Linked DNA regions of Homo sapiens: region 2 is linked to region 1. A link is an interaction called in ENCODE POLR2A ChIA-PET data of the cell type or tissue named here. Cell type or tissue: GM12878. All regions are shown on one strand. Links, peaks and the distances in the headings refer to the core of each region. The heading gives the core; the rest is flanking DNA. Region 1 has its middle 28 kb from the start of MTMR14. Region 2 overlaps SETD5 (SET domain containing 5).

What was found. ChIA-PET counts read pairs that join two places held together with the same protein. Peaks named below come from ENCODE experiments on the same cell type or tissue, not always from the same donor. Only the 100,000 strongest peaks of a DNase experiment are listed, where the experiment ranks them.
Region 2: POLR2A ChIA-PET joins it to region 1 with 5 read pairs; 4 of 35 experiments call an interaction of 5 or more read pairs at or near these places.

The regions. Positions count from the first base shown.
Region 1 is chr3:9,618,597-9,623,979 of GRCh38, forward strand. No RefSeq gene overlaps it. Among named protein-coding and RNA genes, the nearest start is that of MTMR14, 28 kb to the right of the region's middle. In GM12878, for the core only: no CTCF peak of the experiment used is centred there; no DNase peak of the experiment used is centred there.
Region 2 is chr3:9,400,950-9,406,332 of GRCh38, forward strand. All of the region lies in intron 1 of SETD5 (SET domain containing 5), which reads left to right. Among named protein-coding and RNA genes, the nearest start is that of SETD5, 6.0 kb to the left of the region's middle. RefSeq lists an enhancer at 1,904-2,404 and a silencer at 2,496-2,790. In GM12878, for the core only: no CTCF peak of the experiment used is centred there; no DNase peak of the experiment used is centred there; H3K4me3 peaks cover 3,113 bases; H3K27ac peaks cover 189 bases.

The DNA.
Region 1 (5,383 bases), core at 303-5,302:
TGATTTGATGTGATCTGCTTTTCAGAAAGAACACTCTGGTGCCTGAGTAGAAGATGGCTTGGGAAGGGGGAGTCAGCTATGGAGTTAGAAAGAGCACAGAGGAGGGGACTGCAGTTTTCCAGGAGAGAGAAGATGGGCCTAATGTCTTCCATCTTCCCCCGCAGATCCACTCTCCACCCTCCCCTGCTACTCTCTGCAGCCCTTGGAGACTGACCTCCATGGTCCTCATTAAAGACTTCCATGCCCTCTGCCTTCCAGTGGTGTTCAGTCGAAGGTAAGAACTGAGAGGGGAGTGGAGGGAGGAATGAGATTAAGGTGGGGGTATCTATCTCCCCAGTTTCCTCCCCAGGTCACCTTGAGCTGGCTGGGTCTTGACCCATCAAGGCTTCCTCTCTACATGACTCACATAACTGTTCACTGCATGCCCTTAGCTATGGGAATGGTAACAGTGATAGTGGCAGAAGGGTGACAGATTCTTAGGTAGATAGGGGCGGGTCCCTGGTGAAACCCAAACTTCAAGCCAAAGAGAGTTTAAAGCCTGAAAACCAACCTACAAGTCTCTGATAAATCCACGAACTGAATTGAGAAACTCTCTTCCCGTTTGGTGCACTTTCCCCTCATTGTCCCCATCCTTCACCCATTTTATATATACCTACTCTTCCCTAATTGGTTTTTTACACTGTCATGCCCATCTTTGAGTGGTGCCTTTTTTTTAGTCTTTTTTGCATACTCACAACCCAATCAGCACACACCCCCCCAATTCTGAGCCCATAAAAACCCCAGACTCAGCCACACTTTGGGACTATTCACCTTTGGGTGGGGGACTACTCACTTTTGGGTAGGGGCTGCCCACTTTGGGTCCCCTCTCTGCTGAGAGCTGTGTCATTGCTCAATAAAATTCATCTCCATCTTACTCACCCTCCAGTTGTCAGCATAACCTCATTCTTCTTGGATGCAGGACAAGAACCTGGGACCCACCAAATGCAAGTACAAAAAGAGTTGTAACACTGTAGCTCTCTGCCTTCTGCTGGTGCCGGAAGGCCACCTCACATGATGGGAAGCAGAAGCAGTGCTGGGTCAGCCCAGGAGCTGCAGTCCAGTGTGGGTCGGTGGGACTGAACGAGCTGTAACACAAATGGGCTCAGACATGCTCTGTCCCCAACCTCATGCGCTGTGCTGCAGGTGGTAGGAAGGAGAGAAGAGCCAGGACCCTTCTGGGGCCCCAGACCTTGGGGTTTCCCCAAGCCAGAGCTGTAACTTGCTGTAACAGCCTCTTTGGGGTTCCACAGTTGCTGGCATCACCAAAGCTTTCGGGTGCCACTGTGTTCCCCTCATCCAAATACTGATGCCCAAGGCAGAAGCAGGGTCATGGGACACCCAGTCCAGCTGCAGGCTAAGCACAGATCCCACAGTGAGTGCGGGATCCAGGCTGGGGTGCAAGTCAAGTGCAGCCCACAAAGCTGAGTGGGCGGGGTGCCTCCCACCCGTGTAGAAGTGTCGCTGGCTGCAGAGGTCTCTGGCTGGCAAAGCAGCACCAAAAAAAATCCTGCGTCAACTGCTTCTGTCACTAGTCACAGGCATCACACTTCTGTTTTCCCTACACCTGACTCACACCTTTGTAGCTAGTCCCCTTATCAGGTTTTCTTCCATTCATTCAAATTATTATTATTATTATTATTATTATTATTATTATTATTATTTGAGACAGAGTCTCGCTCTGTCGCTAGGCTGGAGTGCAGTGGTGCAATCTCGGCTCACTGCAACCTCTGCCTTCCGGCTTCAAGTGATTCTCCTGCCTCAGCCTCGCGAGTAGCTGGGACTATAGGCACACGCCACCATGACAAGCTAATTTTTGTATTTTTAGTAGAGACGGGGTTTCACCATGTTGGCCAGGATGGTCTCGATCTCTTGACCTCGTAATCCACCCACCTCAGCCTCCCAAAGTGCTGGGATTACAGGTGTGAGGCACTGCACCCAGCCCATTCATCCAAATTTAAACATGCTGTCCACTTCCTACAGGGACTTTGGCTGATACATGTGACCAAGGCATATGGAGTCAGGGGAGTCTTAACCTGCAGAGCAGGAGAGGGGACTCCTTGGCCATTTGCTTCCTTATCGTAGGGGCAGACAGACTCCACAAGCTGCCACCAGAAGAGCACGGCACTGCTAGCTCAAGATGTTCCATCCCCAGGAAATAACCTAAGTTATAAAAGGCAGGTGCAAAAGCATGACGTACCCTTCTGTCTCCTTTTTTCTCTGTGTTGTTAGAATTTTTGTTTGTGGCTGGGCACGGTGGCTCATGCCTGTAATCCCAGTAGTTTGGGAGGCTGAGGGGGGCAGATAACTTGAGTCCAGAAGTTTGAGACCAGCCTGGGTAACATGGTGAAACGCCATCTCTACCAAAAAATACAAAAAATTATCCAGGCATGGTGGTGCATGCCTGTAGTCCTAGCTACTTTGGAGGCTTAGGCATGAGAATTGCATGAACCCAGGAGGTGGAGGTTGCAGTGAGCCAAGATCATGCCACCACACTCCAGCCTGGGCAACAGAGCAAGACTCTGTCTCAAAAAAAAAAGAAAAATTTGTTTGGTCGCGTCTTCATAACATTTCGTTAGAAAATAGAAGGAGTTTACAGCTCAGTGCCCCAAAGGAGAAAGGAAAGTCAGAACTAAACACCATCCTTGTCAGTCCTCTTGGGTTATAAGAGGAAGTGAACATGTCAAATGGGAGAAGCATCCACAGAGTGCAATGAGGATAAACTTTTGTGCTGTCAACCTAAAGGAAAAAAAGCAAAATCAGTATAAGTAGAAAGGTTATTTGGGTCAAGTTTGAGGGCTGTAACCTGGAAGCGTAGATTCACGCTGCCCTGAACATTCACTCTGATTAGCAGCAGTTACAAGTAGGCATTGCTTTTTTGTTTGTTTGTTTGTTTGTTTGTTTGTTTGAGATGGAGTCTCACTCTGTTGCCCAGGCTGGAGTGCAGTGGCGTGATCTCAGCTCACTGCAATCTCCGCCTCCCAGATTCAAGTGATTCTCCTGCCTCAGCCTTCCAGGTAACTAGTACCTGGGATTACAGACACGTGCCACCACACCTGGCTAATTTTCGTATTTTCAGGTAGAGATGGGGTTTCACCATGTTGGCCAGGCTGGTCTCGAACGCCTGACCTCAAGTGATCAACCCACCTCGACCTCCCAAAGTGCTGGGATTACAGGTGTCAGCCACCATGCTGGGCCTACAAGTAGGTGTTTGAAGGAAAAGAGGGTCAGTTCCTAAGTTGTTTACCAATAATTTACATTAAAATGACAAACTGGCCAGGTGCGGTGGCTCACGCCTGTAATCCCAGTACTTTGGGAGGCTGAGGCAGGCGGATCACGAGGTCAGGAGATCGAGACCATCCTGGCTAACACGGTGAAACCCCGTCTCTACTAAAAAAAATACAAAAAAAATTAGCCAGGCATGGTGGCGGGCGCCTGTAGTCCCAGCTACTTGGGAGGCTGAGGCAGGAGAATGGCATGAACCCGGGTGGCGGAGCTTGCAGTGAGCCGAGATCGCGCCACTGCACTCCAGCCTGGGCAACAGAGCGAGACTCCGTCTCAAAAAAACAAAACAAAACAAAACATTAAAATGACAAACTTTTTTTTAAAGACAGGGTCTTGCTCTGTTGCCTAGGCTGGAGTGCAGTGATGCAATCACGGCTCACTGCAGCCTTGATTTCCTGGGCTCAAGCAATCCTCCCATCTCAGCCTTCTGAGTAGCTGGGATTACAGGTGAGTGCCACCACGCCCAGCTAATTTTTTGTATTTTTTGTAGAGACGTGGTTTCACCATGTTGCCTGGGCTGGTCTCAAACTCTTGGCCTCAAGCAATCCTCCCGCTTCAGCTTCCAAAGTGCAGAGATTACAGGTGTGAGCCACCGGGGCCAGCCAACATAAACTATCCACTGCCTATTCCTTGTTCTTTGTATCTCAAACCTCAGGAATATGAATGAAGATAATGCACGAGGCAGCTGCTCAGGAACAGAATGCCTTTAAACAACTGCCCCCGGGCATTAGTGAGAGGAAGGGAGGAGGGGAGGATCCCGGCTGAAGTCCAGTACTCAGGTCTCTCTGGGCCTGATGAATGTTGCAAACCTCATAAAGCTCAAACCAGCCTGAGCTGTTTTTCTTTTCTCAGTTGAATTGTGTCCTCCCCCAACTTCCCAAAAAAAGATATATTAAAGAGCCTGAACCTGCAATGTGACCTTATTTGGTAATAGGGTCTTTACAGAGATAATCAAGTTAAAATGAGATTATTACATAGGTCCTTATGAATGCATTCTGAATTCGACTGAATTCAGAATGCATGGTCTCAGAAGCAAAACAAAAAAAAACAAACAGAAATTTGGATACGGGGCAGACACATAGAAGGAAGACAGCTATGATGTGAAGAAGGGATTGGAGCAAAGCACTCACAAGCTAAGGAATCCCAAGATTCCCAGCAAACCACCTGAAGCCAGGGAGAGGCAAGAAAGGATCCTCTCCCTACAGTTACAGAGGGAGCATGGCCCTGCCAACACCTTGATTTTGAACTTCTAGGCTCCAGAATTTTGAGACAAATAAATTTCTGTTGTTCTGAGCCTCTCAGTTTGCAAGACTTTGTTATGGCAGCCCTCACAAATGAATACATCTCCTGAAAAGATGGGAGAGTGTCAGGTTCAGCTCAGACTGTAAGATGACTCACAGAGCAGACCTCACCAAATGGACAGCTGAGACTCCAGTAGGGGTGACATCTGGTTATTACATAATGGTGATCCTGAGTAGAAGATAAAGACTATATAGCGGCTGGGCACAATGGCTCATGCCTGTAGTCCCAGCACTTTGGGAGGCTGAGGCAGGAGGATCACTTGAGGTCAGGAGTTTGAGATCAGTCCGAATAACATAGTAAGACCCTGTTTCCACACAAAGAAAAGGTTTTTTTAAAATTAGCTGGGCATGGTGGCGCATGCCTGTAGTCCAAATACTCAGTAAGCTGAGGCAGGAGTATCACTTGAGCCCAGGAGTTCAAGAATAGCCTGGGCAACATAGTGAGATCTTGTCTCTAAAAAACAAAACAAGAACATATAGTTACAAACCCTCCTTTTATTATTTTTCTTTCAACTTATTGGGAAAACAATATCTATCATCCAGCTTAAACAACCATCAATATTTCACTATACTTGTTTCATCTAACACTCCCTATGCCTCTCCCCCACTTTTTCTTGGCTAGAGTATTTTAAAATAAATCCCAGACAGTATATCTTTTCACTCCTCCCCACAAAACCTAAGGCTGCATCTTTAAAATAAGAACATTTGATAAACAACTATTATTTAGCAGTCTAGCAAAATTAAATTCCTTAATGTCATTC
Region 2 (5,383 bases), core at 85-5,084, 220 kb before region 1:
GCTGTTTTTCTTCCCCAAGACTCGTGTATCCTATACTTTTTTCTCTCAGAATTTTGATTTGTTCATTTTCGTGTAAATGTACTTAAATCTCACAAACATCTATAATTTGTAGTATCACTCTGGCATTTGTGGCAGAGAACCAAAAAGAATGGAAATGAGTTTTGTCATTCACAAATGTGGCTCACATTGTTTTCCCAGTAATAAAAGCAGACCAATGAAACAGAACCTTTAATGGATACTATTTTAGGAGGTTCCAATTCTTATTACTATCACATAGATAAGATGCAATAGCAGATAAATATGATTTCATGTATACTGGCTGTTTGACATACTTAGGGTTTAAGATAAAAATGTTTGTAGTTTTTTACTCTGTGGCTTAAGTTGCTATATAAAATAATTGCTTTTACACTCGAATTTCCTGTTGTTTGGAACCTTTTGTGCTCTTGATATTATCATTTTTTAGAGGATCATACAGGCCCTTTTCATAGAAGGATTTACTTAAGTTATACCCTTGAAAACTTTTTTATATCTTTTGATACTGTTTTGTGTCCAGGAACTGACTTTCTGAAATTATTCTGGCTTTTCTGGGGAGAATGACTATTTCATTTTTACCTTTGAATGGGGAAATAATAAAGTGCAAAGTACAGATTTGCAGATAATTACTTTTGCTTTATCCTCTCCATGTTGAAATAACTTATGAAAAATTAGGCCATAGTTAACAGCAGTCAATGACTATTGGATACATTTTATCAGAGGGGAACTGGATCATGAATAAAATAAAATTTTAAAAATAATTTTTGGCTGAACTCTGGTGATTCATCAGTTTAATTTGAAGTCAGAAGGTCTAGCAGTGAATTTTATTTATAAAAATTGTATTTCAAGTGTTGAAAACTGAAACTTCTTGACCAGTATATTTTGTTTGAGGCATCAAACTTTGCAAAATGTGCATCGTATATTTAGTGATATAACTGGTAGTCATTTGTAATTTAAAGTATTCTTTCAAAGGCACTCTTTAGAAAGTAATGTAGTGTACCCGTGATGGGCAGGGATTGGTACCATTCCTTACTGCCAAAAATTCCAAAATATGTGGCAAAATGATTGATTTATCTTGTGGGTGGGATTCTGGGAAGTTCATGAAAGGTGGAGAGAATATAGTTTCCTTCACTTGTCTATATACATTTTGTTAAATAAGTCTTAGGAAAACTGTTTTATTGTATCTTTAATTATGAATTGCGTAAAAGATACCCAGTAACTTTGGGGGGAGGTGCTGTTAGAAAGCATTACATTGGAGAGAATTCCCCTACCCTGGGACAAAATGCATTCTGTCTTTAATACTTAGCGAAGGGAACTATGGGATAAAATAAACAATGAAGGTAAGCTCAGTCTGCTTTATATGTGCCCTCACTGAGCAAGGAATTTGTAATCGCATCGTGCCTCATTCGTTTATACCATCATATTGATTTTGTTTGCTGAGTACCTGAGGGAATACCTTACTTAATGTAAGGTCACATTAAGTATGTTTGATATGAAGACAGGGAAAGGAATTTTCTGCTTCTTGGAGTAATGTCTTAGTATTTTTAAAACACTTAAGTTTTTACATCAGGCCAGTTTTGCCTGATGCTCATGTCTGTTGCTTTGGTTGGGCTGCTGCTTTCTCTTCTGTGTTCTTATGGGTTCGTTGTGGTATAAGGATTCCCACAGCTTTCATGGCAGTATGAAGTAATGAGAAGCATTGCCTTAGCCATGTTAGTTACATGTATACTTTTGGCCTATGTTATGAATCACAAAAAGCGGTAGCTATAGGAATGTATACAAAATAGATTTCTGTCTGGGGAATCAAGTTTTTGATTTGTGCTACCTAATGGAGGGGAAAATGCTGAATTTCTTGCTGCTCTGTTTGAGAAATAGATGGAAGCATGGGAGGAGCCAGAGACCTCTGCAGCAGGATTTGGTCTAAGTAGAAAAGGAAGATTTTTGTTTCAAATTGCCAGCTGCTTATGTCAGACTGACTCCCTTATTATGCCTCCAGTAGGCCTGTCAATATGGCCAAACAGCTAGATAAGTGCGGGGCAGGACAAAGGGCTCTTTGCACAGCAGGGAGGCAATGTTGGTGGGGGAGGGGCAGGAGGTAGGAAAGGCAAGAGGAGGAGGTTCTTTTCCCTGGGAGATTATTCAGTTTGGCATACAATTAAAGAAATCATTTTTAGTTCCCACTCAAGCATTGAATTTTTGCCAACCACATACTATTAACCCCAAATTTGATACATTTCAGAATATCTTGTAGGGATCCATTCTCGCCAAGGAAAAATAAAAAAATAAATAAAGCTCTGTATAGGTTAAAATAAAATAAATCCCACACTCTGCACCCTCCTAGGTGCAAGTCACCTCCCGAGGAGACCCGTTCTAGAGCTGAATTCTCATTAAGAAATGGAAAAGAATACTCTATCTGAATAAAAACACATTGTAATACAATGTGTTTATTTGGGTTGGGATTGGACCTGAACATGTAGAATAATTTGTTTCCCTTTATGAAATAGTTGCTCGTAGTTGTCTACAATTTTATTTCATTAAGATAGGTAGCACATTACAGCTTTCATGTGTTGGGTTGCCATATGTAAAATGCTAACTGAAGAAAGGCTACTTTTTAATTTCAGCCTCATCCTTAGTTCCTGGAGAACCTGATATTTCCTGGAGATTACTCCCTCCCCCACCTTTTAGTTTAGGCAACCTCTTTTGATACATTTGTGTTCAGCTCGCATACAAGTGGGATAGTTGCATCCAGTTTATTAAGACTTAGTATGAATCATAGAGTTGGAAAAGATCTGTTGGTTATCTGGTCCTTTAAACCAAAATCATAATGAAATATTTTGAAATTTGGGTCCCTATTGAAGTTTTCATTAAAATGTTAAAGGATCGGTGTTCTGAACAACATTTTTAGTTACTTTTAAAATAAATGTTTTGCGTCAGTTCTTTTTTTAAAAATAAAGAATTTCATTTATAGGCAAATTAGCTGGCAATTATTTGAATTGTGATAGGATTTCTCTTTTATGAAGGAATATATGACAAGGTTTTTCAAAATGCTTAATATATTTTAAAAGACTTTAATTTTTAGAAATAATTGGTTTGAACAGTTTTCCAAGAGCACATTTGTTGCTTGGGTTGAGGTACCACCTATATTGCAATGTTACTAAACTAGCCTTAAAGTTTTCCCTTCTGTCTATACTGCATGCAACAATAAAGGGAACTGGAATGTTAATTTCCATTTATGGATTAGCAGAGGAGATGTTTTAACCGATTAATAACCAAAAAACTGCCTTTCGTACACGTAATATTAAGCAAGCCTGACCAAGTTTTGTGTTATTTCTCTCTGTTAAAGAAAACTGGATGTGTTACTACTTAACATTATATTGTTATTTAATGGTCTTGGCAGTAATGATATAATATTTCGACCAAAAGAAATTTTGAGTAATTAATTATTATTGTAATTAGTTGGAAGTTTCTCATCAGTAAAATAGCAACAGCATTAACACAAAATCTAGTGAGCTATATTTTATATTACTACAGAAATTTAGGGTAGTCATTTCTTTCTTTATAATTTATTCACATGGATTATTTCCATAAATTTGTGGGACTAAAATAGAAGCCATCTAGTCAAGCACCAGTCTCCATACCAGACAGTTTTCTCTGCATGTGCTATGACCCACATTGCCAGTATTAAACATCCTTTACACCCTCCCCCTTCCCAGATAATTAGAAATCTCTTCAGGGTAGCTTCCATTGCTCCTATTACCTGGATCTTGCTAGAGGCTCTAAGAAGTTCCTGGTAAAAGTGAGACAGTAAGGGACCACATTTTGATTCCAAAGGTTTTGATAACTGTTAGGGCTCCCCAAACAGCTAATCTCATTTTCACCAAGACTTAGCCAGCAGAGGGCTGGAATGGAGGTGAAACACAAGCACTGTACCTCATCTTGCCTGTGCAGCTGCTCCACCTTATTTCCTGCTATTATTATCTCACAACGCCTCCTCCCATCAAAAAGAAACTAGGACAAAGGGGGAAAATTGGATGGGCTAATGTGATTTTTATTATGCTAGGTTGTGGGCTTGTTTATATGTACTTAAATACAAAGCTAATTTGCCCCATTCTTAAAAGTCTTTAGTGATAGAGATTTTGTAACTTCTGTATCTTCTACTTTCTTTCTTGATAAACCATTTCAGATTCTCAGCCTTACAGAAAGAAAGGTTTTAAGCATACTTAATTTTCGTTGGCCGTTCACAGTCATTATTACCACCAGATGCCACTGTATTATTAGCTTGAAGAAAGGTGGGCTCTCTTCTGTACATAATATCTGCAATTTGTTTTGGAAAATACTAATTTGTATAAATCTGATTTATGACTAAAATAAGGTTAAAAATTAGACCTCTATGTATGTTTACCCTATTACCTTAGTGGGGGTGAAATTAATTAGCTCTTTGAACATAAATTTTTCATGTCTTAGAGTTCTTTTTTCAAGCTGCATAATTTATGTTCTTCAAGCCATTTTTATCCCATACCACCCCCACAAAGGGGGAAATTTTATTTTTTATCATTTTTATTGTCTTTCAATGGTGAGATTTTCGCCACCCCACTCCTGAAATGTGAAGACTCAAATAAAACTGAGTAATCTAATAAGGTATATGCGTTGCTGAATGTAGTAAGATGATTGTTTCATCATTCTTAGATATTATGATCTAGTTTGAATCTGGTTTCCAGTATCATGTTAGCATATTTAATACTGTTGATATGTTAATTTTAATACATGCCCAGGTGGATCTCCTTGCTTTCTATTTGTGCCCCTTGTTTGTCGTTTTGTATGAAGGGGGTTTTTGTTGTTGGATTTTCTTCCCCATCTCTGTGTCCTGTTATGTTCTTTGGCTTATGTTTCAAAAATTCTGTTTCCTACCACCAACCTCTGTACATGCCACAACACATACAATTTGTACTTTCACAGTTTCTGTGAAGTAGGATGATCTGCAGTTAATAATCAACTGTTTGGGCATTCTTGGTATCCAAGGAAGGTTTTACTTAGAAGGAAGAACCTGGAAGGACCTGTTGGCAATTAGACTACTTCTGCGTTTATTTTACATTTTCCCTTATTAACGTAGGCTGTTGAGAGTTGACTTGTTTTATAAGAGAAACCAGATTGACAGAGAAGACCCCCAATCAGATAGAGTTATTTTAAAAATAAATGTGTTTATTATGGTAACATTTGGGGTAGAATCTAAAGGGCATATTTTTAAAAAAACTTTTAGTTCTAAAGACAAAAGAGTTTAACCTAAAACAGAACAAAGAGAAGGGCCTTTGAAGCAGTATGATTGATTATATGCTGAATGTAGCATTAGAAT